Regions from separate parts of the Homo sapiens genome. Here region 2 is linked to region 1. A link is a loop called in an ENCODE intact Hi-C map of the cell type or tissue named here. Cell type or tissue: endothelial cell of umbilical vein. All regions are shown on one strand. Links, peaks and the distances in the headings refer to the core of each region. The heading gives the core; the rest is flanking DNA.

The links. Peaks named below come from ENCODE experiments on the same cell type or tissue, not always from the same donor. Only the 100,000 strongest peaks of a DNase experiment are listed, where the experiment ranks them.
Region 2: a loop joins it to region 1, with 3 times the contacts of the local background. A loop is called at or near these places in 2 of 110 quality-filtered maps.

Annotation. Positions count from the first base shown.
Region 1 is chr14:25,397,862-25,403,479 of GRCh38, reverse strand. The region is part of intron 2 of LOC112268135 (a long non-coding RNA gene); the gene reads right to left. Among named protein-coding and RNA genes, the nearest start is that of LINC02286, 240 kb to the right of the region's middle. In endothelial cell of umbilical vein, for the core only: a CTCF peak has its summit at 2,682 (motif pointing right); a DNase peak (open chromatin) is centred at 2,669.
Region 2 is chr14:25,052,430-25,058,047 of GRCh38, reverse strand. It overlaps LOC124903295 (a long non-coding RNA gene), which reads right to left. Exons shown (of 2, transcript XR_007064091.1): 2 at 5,458-5,618. Among named protein-coding and RNA genes, the nearest start is that of STXBP6, 5.1 kb to the right of the region's middle. In endothelial cell of umbilical vein, for the core only: no CTCF peak of the experiment used is centred there; no DNase peak of the experiment used is centred there.

The DNA.
Region 1 (5,618 bases), core at 451-5,450:
ACACGTGTGGCCTAAAGATCTGCTTGAAAGAGAAAAGGACGAGCATCTCTTCCCATCTATAGCTCGCTATGGCTGCTGAGCAAACCTGCATAGTGGAGATGTTCCAAGCCACCTAGCTCTACCTTGGGGGCTCCAAACAGCTCCACTTGCCATTGTCGGGCTCACATTTGTGACTCTACCAATGAAGCTCAGGCAAGGTGAAGTCTTAACTTGATTTTACCTTCCCAAGGAGAAAGGAAATGAAGCCATTCAAGGTTTGCTCACACCTGTGATCTCAGCCGTACAGCAAGAGAAAGAAAAGGCCTTGCAAGTAGACAAGGCTGATTGGACTTTTAGCTCTGCCACTCACTAATTTTTTAAAATCTCTAAAGTGGAAAAATAGTATCTGTAGATTATAGTGATTAAATTAAAAATGTAATCTTTCCAATTGCTCCATGAAATATGGGCAATTCTATCCTAGTAATCAGTTGCATTTATCACTTAAAGATGAATTTACCTTATTTTTATAAGATTGCTTTGGGATATGGTTGTGGGAATAAAAAGCAAATTCCTCTGCCATTTTGGGTTTATTCTTTATTTCTAAAGGAAGGAAAGAATAAAAAAGAAAGCATACAAATATCAGAGACTTGCAGCCCTATATCCTGGACTGACAGTGCTATTATTCTCTCCTCTGAAACTTTTTCCAGCTCCACTTCTAAACTTGAAGTAAATAGACAGGCCAATGGCCAAGCTGTGGCAGTACCCCTTTCTACTGATTGCACACACCCATTTAACACTTGCTGCACAAAGCTGACACCAAGGAATTTACTCCAGTGTTTCAATTATTTGAAACTCTAGATTCCCAAAATATCTAAGTAACTATTGTTTTGCTTCTTGCTTTTCTTTTCTCCACTCCTCCATGAATCGGGTTATATTGATCAGCAAGCAAAGAAATACATTCATGTATTTATTCAATGAATTAGAAATGCCAAGAGTTCTTCTGGGAGCACTGAAAAACTCTGCGTTTTTGCCTACGCAATGCAATAGTCAGGGTGACAAAAGAATTATAACTTAGATTTGGACACACATTCCAGTCTTCTTAAACTTTTATCCATAACATATTTTGGAGTAGAAAACATTATTTGATAGGGAAGATAGCCTTTTTAATGGGGAAAAATAAAGGGGAAATGAACCCCCATCAGACAATTCTACTCTTCTGCCTAGCTGAAAGTGGTTAAAAATAAATAAAATTTCTTTATTTTCTAATTAACAGCCATAGAGCTGGTCTCGGGAAACTATGCATTAGTAGTCAATAAAAGGGAAAAGGTCCAACATCACCATGCAAAGATGGTAATTAAAAACAGGAGGAAGAAATGCCTGTTATAAATTACACTACACTTGAGGCTATAAAAATCCTCTTTTTAATTAACTGCAAGAAGGAGGCAAACAAACTGAGCTTTTACCATTGGTGACTGAAGTTTGGAGACAAATGATACAATCATTTTTTAACGTGTCATTGGTAAGCCAAATACCAGTAATCACCATCTCGAGGGGTGTGGATCATCCTGAACAAATTTCAAAAAGATTATCATTGAAAATTGTGGAGTCTTCACTGCTTCACTCTAGCTCACCTATCACAGCAGAATCCAGAAATATCTACCGTAAGAACCAGACTTTTCCCAAAGAACAAAGGCATTTGTCCAAACTTCCTATGTGAAAGTCACAACAGAAACATCCAATACTGCAGATATTTAATTGAAACACACCTGCCTGTTTTCTCTGTTGCAGAGAAAGCCATTCATTTTAGAAGTAGTTTGTTAGTCAAGGACTCTAGACTTCAGGGTCTACTGCCAACTTCATTTGTGTTTCTTTCGCGGGGAATGGGGGTTAATTTTTACCTTGGCCACTATTTCACGTGTTGTTAACCATCATATTATCAGAATAATGGTGAAGTCATTATTGATGTATTATTTGGTTTCGTAGGAAAATCCTGCCACATATCTATAGCATGATAATGGTGACATGTGTGACTTCGAACCTCTTTCTGGTCTCTTATCCAAATCTGTGGTTTACTGTGGTCCTGAAGATTGTAAAGCAAACATCAGCACTAGGTTGGGAATTATTTTAATACTATTAAGTAGTATGATTCAGTATGGGGGAAAGAAACTAATCCTCAGGAAGATTAAGGAGCCTGGCTTAACAATTAGTCAAATTAAATGTGTCAAAGTAGAATGAGAGATGGCATTGCACCTCCCATGTTGCTCTTTATTTTCCAGTTTCTCCTCTTAGAGCTTTAAAAAAACGACGATGTAATCACCTGACCAACTTACTTTTCCTAACAAAGGAAAAATAATATGATTTCTAAGCATTTTATTTCTGTTATAGAAAAAAAAACTTTAAAATATAAAGACTAAAGGCAAACTACCGTACTATAAAAGCTGTCAAGTGACTAGATGCATCCCTGGAAAGATGGAGAAAGGGCATTATTTAGGAACGAAGTAAGGACCAAGCCCTCACTTTGTGTCAACACAATTTAGTCCTTATAATATCTGAGTCTATTGCCATATGGCAGCGCGTACTTCTCCCTTTCGCTCATTATCAATCTTCAGCGCCACAGTTATAGAGCAACACAGCTGAAGGTCACATTGAAGGATGATTCTTGAGAATAAGGTGGAGTTCTAGGCAGCGCCTCTAGATGGCACTCTTTCTTATCAGTAGTCAACGCGAAGTTTCATTTCCTATCTTCACAACAATCAAATGACTAAAATTGGTCCTCTTATAATTTGATATAATTGTCCTATGCCATCTTAATAGAAATCTGGATGCTTACATAACACATCAGTCAAAGTTCACCAACGGCAAATTGTGGTCTTGATTTAAGGAAAAAAAAAATCATATATCACCAGAATACTTCATTTTCTGCTGCTGTCCCGATTGAACCCTGCATAGCCAGCATTCTACCATGTGGAAGTGATCCTTTCAGACCTATTCAGTTCTTACAGCTCACGTCAACCCTACCTCCCATGTCACTAAAGTAATAAAAGAAGAGGGAAATCAGCATATCTAGTACCCAGACAGGTTACCTCCTTAAATTTCGTACCACTCAACAAGAGCTAAGTGAGGGTGAAAGTCACCGTATCTGTGGCTAGAAGCAGAAGAAACTGGAGTCAAGTGAAAAGTAGCTGAACTTCTCACCTACAAGACTATCTCTGTAGCTAATGGATTGGTGACCTCAACAATAACACTAGTCTCCCTGCGTCACTGATGGCACCAGGGATGCTTCTGTGAAGCTTAGAACTAACCTTAAAGTTGTTGCGGCACCCTTCACCCCCCTCCCAGACACAGTAGTTCCTGGATGAATGAGAAATGTCCCCTCATGTCCTTTAAATACTGCTGCCTCTCCCCCATAAACACACACAGTTCTCGGGAAACAAGGAATACCTTGTTCATGCTTTGAAGAGGGACACACTTAAGCACTAGTGGCATGGGCACACTTACGATGAGTATGGTAACCAGTAACGAGGAAATGTAGAAGTCTTGAGTGTTGGTTGTAGAGCAGAAAACTGAGGAAGGTTGATGAAATTTCTACCTTTTATGCTTCAAATGAATTTAGTGAACACACTTTAAAATGCCTTAGGGGTCTCCAAGAATTCATAGTTCCGTAGTAACTATAGGTATTTCAGAGAATGACAAAGTAAAAACTTGTGCTCCCCTCAAATTTATTTTATTTCACTTTATCTCATTTTACCTCCTGATCCTAAATGTAGGCATTCTATTTTTCAAATCTGGACTTAACCATGAGGTTTGCAGATAGATCTCCACATGAATAGAGGGCTTTAAAAAATTCAATACAGGTGGACTTTTAAGATTCTTAAGAAAATACACAGGTGACCTCTCAATAACCCTTTGTCCTCAAAGCAAAGACCCTTGTGCTTCTTTGCAATTAAAAATTCTTATAAACATTCACTCCTCACTGAGTTATTTTTCTAGTAGCTTATCTTGTCAAGACATTACACAGTAAAGGTCATAGGTGCCATACATAAAAATTTAGTTATATAAGGAGCATTAAATAATTTAAATGGACTGTTTAACTTACCCTGGAAGTTTTCCACAAAGCCGAAGGTTTTATTTAGTTGTTTAGTCCATCTATAATTCCATTTTTACTCAGAAAACTCATCCTTAGGACTCAGGAGTGGGGGAAAAAAAACTATAGCTGTAGATTTACTCAGAAACATTTTAAGCTTGCCATTTTCCCAAATATTGCTCAAATGTTTAGAGCTCCATAAAACTCAAGCCACATTGGATGAATTCTTTAAACACCACCAAATGTAGTTTTCTAAGAAGAAAGCTGCCAATTTTTTAAGACACAAGATTTGAGCCTCCAGATGGCCCTTTTCGGAAGGGGTGAGTACTAATTGGGTTTGCATGTCCTCGTTTGACTCTTTAGTCAGCAAGATATTGTTGGGCATCCCTTTCTAGAGAAGAGACTAGGAAACCAAAGTTCACCAAAGGCCCAGTTGAAGAGTAGAGAGATAAAGCAGTTCACTATGTGATATTGTTCTATGGGAATTTGGAACTCTCTGTTAACCCATTTATTTTCAAACAAGCTTATTCTTGTCTGACAAAATGCCTAAAAATCAACCTCTAGAAGATTTTTTTCTTTTGGCACGAAAGACTTATTTTTCTAGTTCCCCTAGGAAAGGTACAACAGTCAGGGTTTATTAGCAGTACTTGCATTCCCTTAACTGCTTTGGATGAAGTGTCAAGGAAGGAAGCAGAAATTCAGAGAGGTATTGAGGTTTGTGTATGGTTACTCAGCTTATAGGTGGCTAATCCTTGCAGTGCTGAGTGAACTTTCAGAATGAGCCAGGAAACTAGCTTTGACTATATTTCTCTTTTTTGGGGGGGGCTCTGCAAGCAGGCAGGCACATAGTATAAAAAGCTATTCATATTTGCTTCAGAACAGAATCTCCAGGAAAGAGGCAGAGAGGAAAAACATCTCTCTGTGCTTAGAGCAAAAAAAAAGTGGGCTTTTATGTCAGGAACCCTCCATTCAAACCCATGAAGAAAAGCCCAAGGTCAAGTCACTTTGGAAATCTTCTTAGTATATATCCCTCTGGAAGACTTTTGGTGGTTATTAGCATATTAGAATAGTCCTGAATGCCACTTATAAACTTTTTTAACCTCACTATTTCCCAAACTATTAAACCATAGAATGTTAGTTTTCTTAATATCTATAAACATCTCTCTGGAGCAGTTTGGGAAATTCTGCTCTAGTGGAGGTTCTGCTAATTTTTGTCTCCTCATGATGGCCTGAAGCTGCCATGTAACCCAGAACAGAACTCCAGGCCAGGCAAGGTGGCTTATGCCTGTTATCCCAGCACTTTGGGATGCTGAGGTGGGTGGATCACTTGAGGTCAGGAGTTTGAGACCAGCCCGGACAACATGTCAAAACGCTGTCTCTACAATAAATACAAAAATTAGCCAGGCATGGTGGTGCATGGCTATAATCCAGCTACTCAAGAGGCTGAGGCAGGAGGATAGCTTGAGCCCAGGAGAAGGAGGTTGCAGTGAGCTGAGAGCACATCACTGCACTCCAGCCTGGGCAACAGTGAGAGACCATCTCAATAAATAAATAC
Region 2 (5,618 bases), core at 398-5,397, 350 kb after region 1:
TCCACAGCATGCTTAAAGCCAGAGGTCAAGGCCCTAGCAAACAGAAGTTTTATTCTACTTCCAGAAAGAGAGGGTAGGCTGATTTTGGCCAGGTCTGGTTGGGGAGTGTTGTGATGAGGTGAATTCGGATCTGATCCAGGCCAGTAGCTCCTGCAAAACTGGGATAGTTCCATGCCCACAGTTAATGGGGGCTCTTCTGGGATGGATATAACATGGTTCCTGGGTTCCTGTATCAAACAGGCTCAAGTCCACCCCCAGGGCTGAACTCAATTTTCTAGAGCTATTTACTACACTAATTGAGCTCTTTCTCTCCTCTCTTCTTTCCTTCCTTTCAATAAATAAATAAGTTTTTGTTTGTTTGTTTGTTTGTTTTTCTGGGACTGCCCTGCTAGACACTGTAGAGAGTATAAAGAAGGTTCCAGCAAGGCCTCAAGCAAGACAGATTAGACCCATAAATAGATACTTGTACAGTGTAAGAAGCAAACCATGGTAAGAACCAAAGGAAAAATATACAGGTAAATGAGTGGGAGATGCCTCCGGCTGACTCTATCAGTGAAGATTTCCGCAGAAGAGGCATTTCAGGCAGCTCAAAAAAAGGGGAGGATTTAGCTACACAGAGATGGGGCCTGGAAATTGGAGTAAGAAAGGGCATCAGGGCAAAGAAAATTGATTTCATTTTTGAAGTGCTTTTTGTTTTTCTCCAGTCTTTCTGGCTGGGTATCCTAGCGAGGGCAGTGCTTCTTAAACTTTAATATGTAAATGAATTACCTGGAGATCTTGTTAAAGTGCAGATTCTGATCTACCAGGTCTGGGCTAGGCGGGAGAGTCTGCATTTCTACAAGCTCCCAGGATGATGCTGAAGCTGCCAGTCCAAGAAGTGCACTTTGAATAACAACATTCTAGGCCTTATGTTTCCAAGATGGGGCAGATGCAGTGGGAAATTATAGGGCCACACATCTGGCTGTGCAGGTCCATGGGGCCTGGAAAGCTTCTGAGGACAGAGCAGCAGTGCTTCTCTCATTGTTAGACTTTTGGCAGGGGTCAGGGACCCTAATAAACAGAAGAGAAGGAGCTGCCCTGCATTTGTAATATAGAAGACCTCTCCATCTCAGACTGCAGGTGGACTGCATCGTTCCATCATCTCCAAACCAACAGCACAGAAACTCTGTGTGGTCACTGACTCACTTGTGTCCTAGCAGAATAAGGGATTCTTTGTTAGCTCAAAGTCTAGCAGTTCTTCTGGCTCTTGGTGGAGACAGAGTAATTTTAACCCAAAAATAGGTCTTTCAAAAATATTGCTGAAATAAAGGAAGCAGTAATTAGGATGGTTCAGTCTACTAAACTCCAAACTTAATACAACAAACCATGTCTGCATTAAGATAGAGGCCTTGCTGCTGCAGAGGGTGGTTAAAACAGCCTTTGTATGTTTTTATTTTTCTGCTGGATATTATTCTGTAACACTTCTAATTCAAGCAATTCTAGAAATAAGGGAAGAAGAGCCATATGTAACTATTTATGACCACAATCCAGAACTAGTCACATCTTGAGTCATAACTTCATAAACGTAAATAATGAAATCTCTAAACTATTAGTCTACTCTTTTTGAGCTTGTATTTGGAAATACAGTAATAGGTGGAAACACTAGGACATCTGGACAAGAGAAGGTAGAAATTTTTTAAAAGCACTTTCTATGTATATAACATTTTCTGTGTGTGAAAAAAGAAATGCTATATTCCATCTGTAGAGTAAAATAGGATTGCCTGTGGCAAAGGCAAGGCTTCTAAGAAACAGCTCAGACTGGAAATTCAAAACACACTCTGGGTTTCCCCCTTCCATTTTTCTTGAAGTTACCAAGATGAGTGGTCATGGGATGAAAGTGCAATATTTATTCAGCATTTGCCGTGGGCCAGATACTGTTCTAAGCATATTACATATGTGCTCCCTTTTAATCCTCCAATTACAACTATAAATAGATCTTAATATGCCTATTTTAGAGATAAGACAGCTGACAGAAAAGTTGTAGAAGATCATAAAGCAAGGAGTTGGAACAGAATTTCAAACCCACATTTGTCCAATATAAAATCCATACACTTTTTACCACGGCATGGTGCCTCCTAATACCAGATTTCTTGGTGTCTCTTGCTGAGGACAGTTTGCTTTTTGTGGCAGCTGTCCTTATTAGATGTTGGGTTACATAGAAAAGTCTGTGGGATTGGCAACAGGTCAAACTTAAAGACCTTTAAGATTCCTTCCAACCTTTACATACATCCTCCCACCATAGTGCCTTTGTATATGCTATTTTCTCTGCCTGAAATTCTCTTTGCTTTTTTTTTTTTTTTTGCCTATTTAACTACTTCAGATTTATCCTGCAGACCTTAGCTTAATCATTTCTTCAAAACAGTCTTCTTTTCCTTTGTTCTGTTCACTGTTTCTACTACACACTTTTTTTTTTTTGACAGAGTCTCACTCTATCACCCAGAATGGAGTACAGTGGCACGATCTCGGCTCACTGCAACCTCCGCCTCCCAGGTTCAAGTGATTCACCTGCCTCAGCCTCCCAAGTAGCTGGTATTACAAGCCTGTACCACCACACCCAGCTAATTTTTGTATTTTTAGTAGAGATGGGGTTTCACCATGTTGCTCGGGCTGGTCTTGAACTCCTGACTTCAGGTGATCCACCCACCTTGGCCTCCCAAAGTGCTGGGATTATAGGCGTGAACCACTGCGCCCAACCTTACTACGCACTTTTAATAACGCAATGTACCTTTTGATTGTGTAACTTATCACAGATGCAATTTTACATTTATATGTGTGTTCTAAATATCAGATTCCTTATCTCTAAAATGAACTATTTGTCTCCTGTCCCCAGTGACTCACCTGAATGATAACAAGTTGTAACTGTTATTTGTTGATTGTCTCTTTCCTCTGTGCTAGGTGTTTGGTGAGGTAATCAAAGATCCTTAAGACTTGTTCTCGGCACTCAAGGAACTAATAATCTGATTGAAAGGGTGTTGCTAAGAAATATAAAATGATTACAGAGCAACCAAGTTCAGGATGTAACCACATCTTTTGCAAGAAAAAACTGCTTTCTTTTGTTTTTTTCCAAAGAACTATCTCTCCTTCTAATCTATGTCTTACTTATAAACACTGGCATATGAAAGCTGATGCAGTTTCAGGAATAAAGTAATATAATTAGAAAACTGGAAAGAAGCTTGGAGAACAGTGGAAAACCGATAAAGGTGAGAAGGAAGAAATGAGAACCACAGTTTGCCACATATCTCAGAAATGTTCCATCTTATAGTGAATGATAGTGGGCCAAAGCTCACCAAATTTGATATCAGCAGTCAATATTTATCTTGACTCTTAAAAGCAGAGCAGAGAAGGAACTATATGTTTAGTAAATTAGAGATAAAATGTGGACCATGTCACCTCAGTCAAAAAAGAAGGTGGACTCCAGTTATAGACAGCTAGAACCCTTAAAGGATAAAACCACAGACCAAGGGTAATTGTATAGGAAACAGAATAGGGTCCCAAATATAAGCTCCATAAGCCCATCTGAATTCCGAAGGTCTCCCAGATCCCATCATACCGATGTTACCAGAAGCGACACATTTCATTCCCAATTTACAAATGGCACATACATACAGTAGGCGCAGACCTCTCCCTAGTCTGGAGGTGCTCACTGCTACTGGCAAGACAGCCATTGTGAAAGTCAAAATGAAATCCTAAACTTTAAAAGAATCCATATTTTTAAAGTAAAAGGGTGAGAAGAAATTACAAAATGTATAAAAATGGGGAACTGAACCAAATGTTCCTGCTCCTCAATATATTATTTCTGCCCCTCACTACCAGGATTCTTTCTCTAGTCATTTTTCAAACTCCAAAATTTTCTTATGGAAATGTTCATTTGCAACTACAAGATACTCTTAAAATTGCATATGTCTTTGGAACGGCAGATAGTCTTGCACACGACTGTGAATTCATTTAATCAAGTTATTTTACTTAGTTCCAACTTGCAGCATACTAAATGAATGCTGATTGTTAAGAATAAAGAGCAAAGACAAGCTGATTGAGATAGAAAAAGGCCAGACAGAATGAGGACAATAGGTACAGGAAAAAGGATTTCAGGAGAATATTGGAGAAGTAAGGTGCAAAAAGAGCAGAAAGGAAAATAATTATTATTTTCACCTATTTCAAGGCCCAGAAAGGCCGGTGCTATACCCCTCAAAAGAGGAAGAGAAATTTATTTCTTTTTCTTGACCCTGTTGAACAGAATAGGCTCAGTTCCTAGGACCAGATGTGAATCTGGTACCATTACAAACCACAAACATTAAATAGGTTTTTTGGAACTAGCTTAGTGACATAGCTCTTGCAGGAAAATGTGATATTCTAAAAAACTTAAAGGAAGTCCTCTTACAGCTCTAGAACAAGGACTAACTTTGAGGAATATAATGAAGATGGAACATTTGAAATTTCCAATATTTTAGAAACTATGACCAACAAAAATGGCAGTTTCATATGGTTCAACCCAAAAGTTAATAAGCTGATGACTTCCTAAATGTCTTATCTGAAATTACATCATCAGAATGAAGAATTTGAAAAGCTACTTGCTACACCATGTAGCAGAAAAAAAAATTTTAAATATAGACTTTACTAGTCTTGAAGACATACTGTGATTGATGATGCATAAGAGATGCTGTTCAAAATAGTCACATTATAATACCCAATTCCAGATCAAGCCCTCTGTGTCCATGTCAATTTATTCCATTTGTTATTTAGACAGCACTTCCTTCAACAGCCGTAGGGAACCTAAGACATCTATATCCATGGGTGTTTTAGGTTGAGGTCGACAGTGGGCATTATGGGTTTCAGGGCAACTTTAGGTGAACTCAGTTTTCCCTTGTATCACTTAATGTGATTAATGTTCACATGGAGGGTTTTGCCACGTGATCTGGCATCCTTACAATCATGAGCTTACTTATGAAACAGGGAAGATCGCTTTTAGGTTTTCCTTTTCTTTCCCAGAATAGCAATTTAAAAGCCTCTAACTTAACATCTAGATGAACCATAAGGTCTTTTTCAGTTCTATCATTTTGTGATTAGATTTTATGGAAAAGAAAATGACTATGCTTGCTCTCACGTGCATAGGGTATTTCTATAACTATATGCAAGAAACAGGCAACATTAGTCTTTCTTGAGAAGGGAAACTTGCTTTTCCTTGTACTGAGCTTTTGTGCACTGAACTTTTTTTAAATACCATGTATTATTTGCTAACAAGAATTAAAAATACAATTTAAAATGTAAGCAAAGCATTTCACTTGTTAAAGTACAGAACCTCTCCCTGCATAAATGTTTAGTTCCTGTTCTTCTTGTTCTTCTTTATGACCTTACCATTATTGTGATTAAAAAAAAAAAAAAATCCTAGGCACTGTGGGAGGTGAAACAGATGCAGAAGACTTTGACGATGGAAATTGCTATTTATTCTGCAAATATTTGTAACTACTTGTTATGTGACAGATCCTGGGCTAGGTACTTCCTCCTTTACATGACTTCTGGAAGGCTTCTTGTTTAAACATCCACGGTCTTTTTTGTTTTTGTTTTTGTTTTTGTTTTCTTTG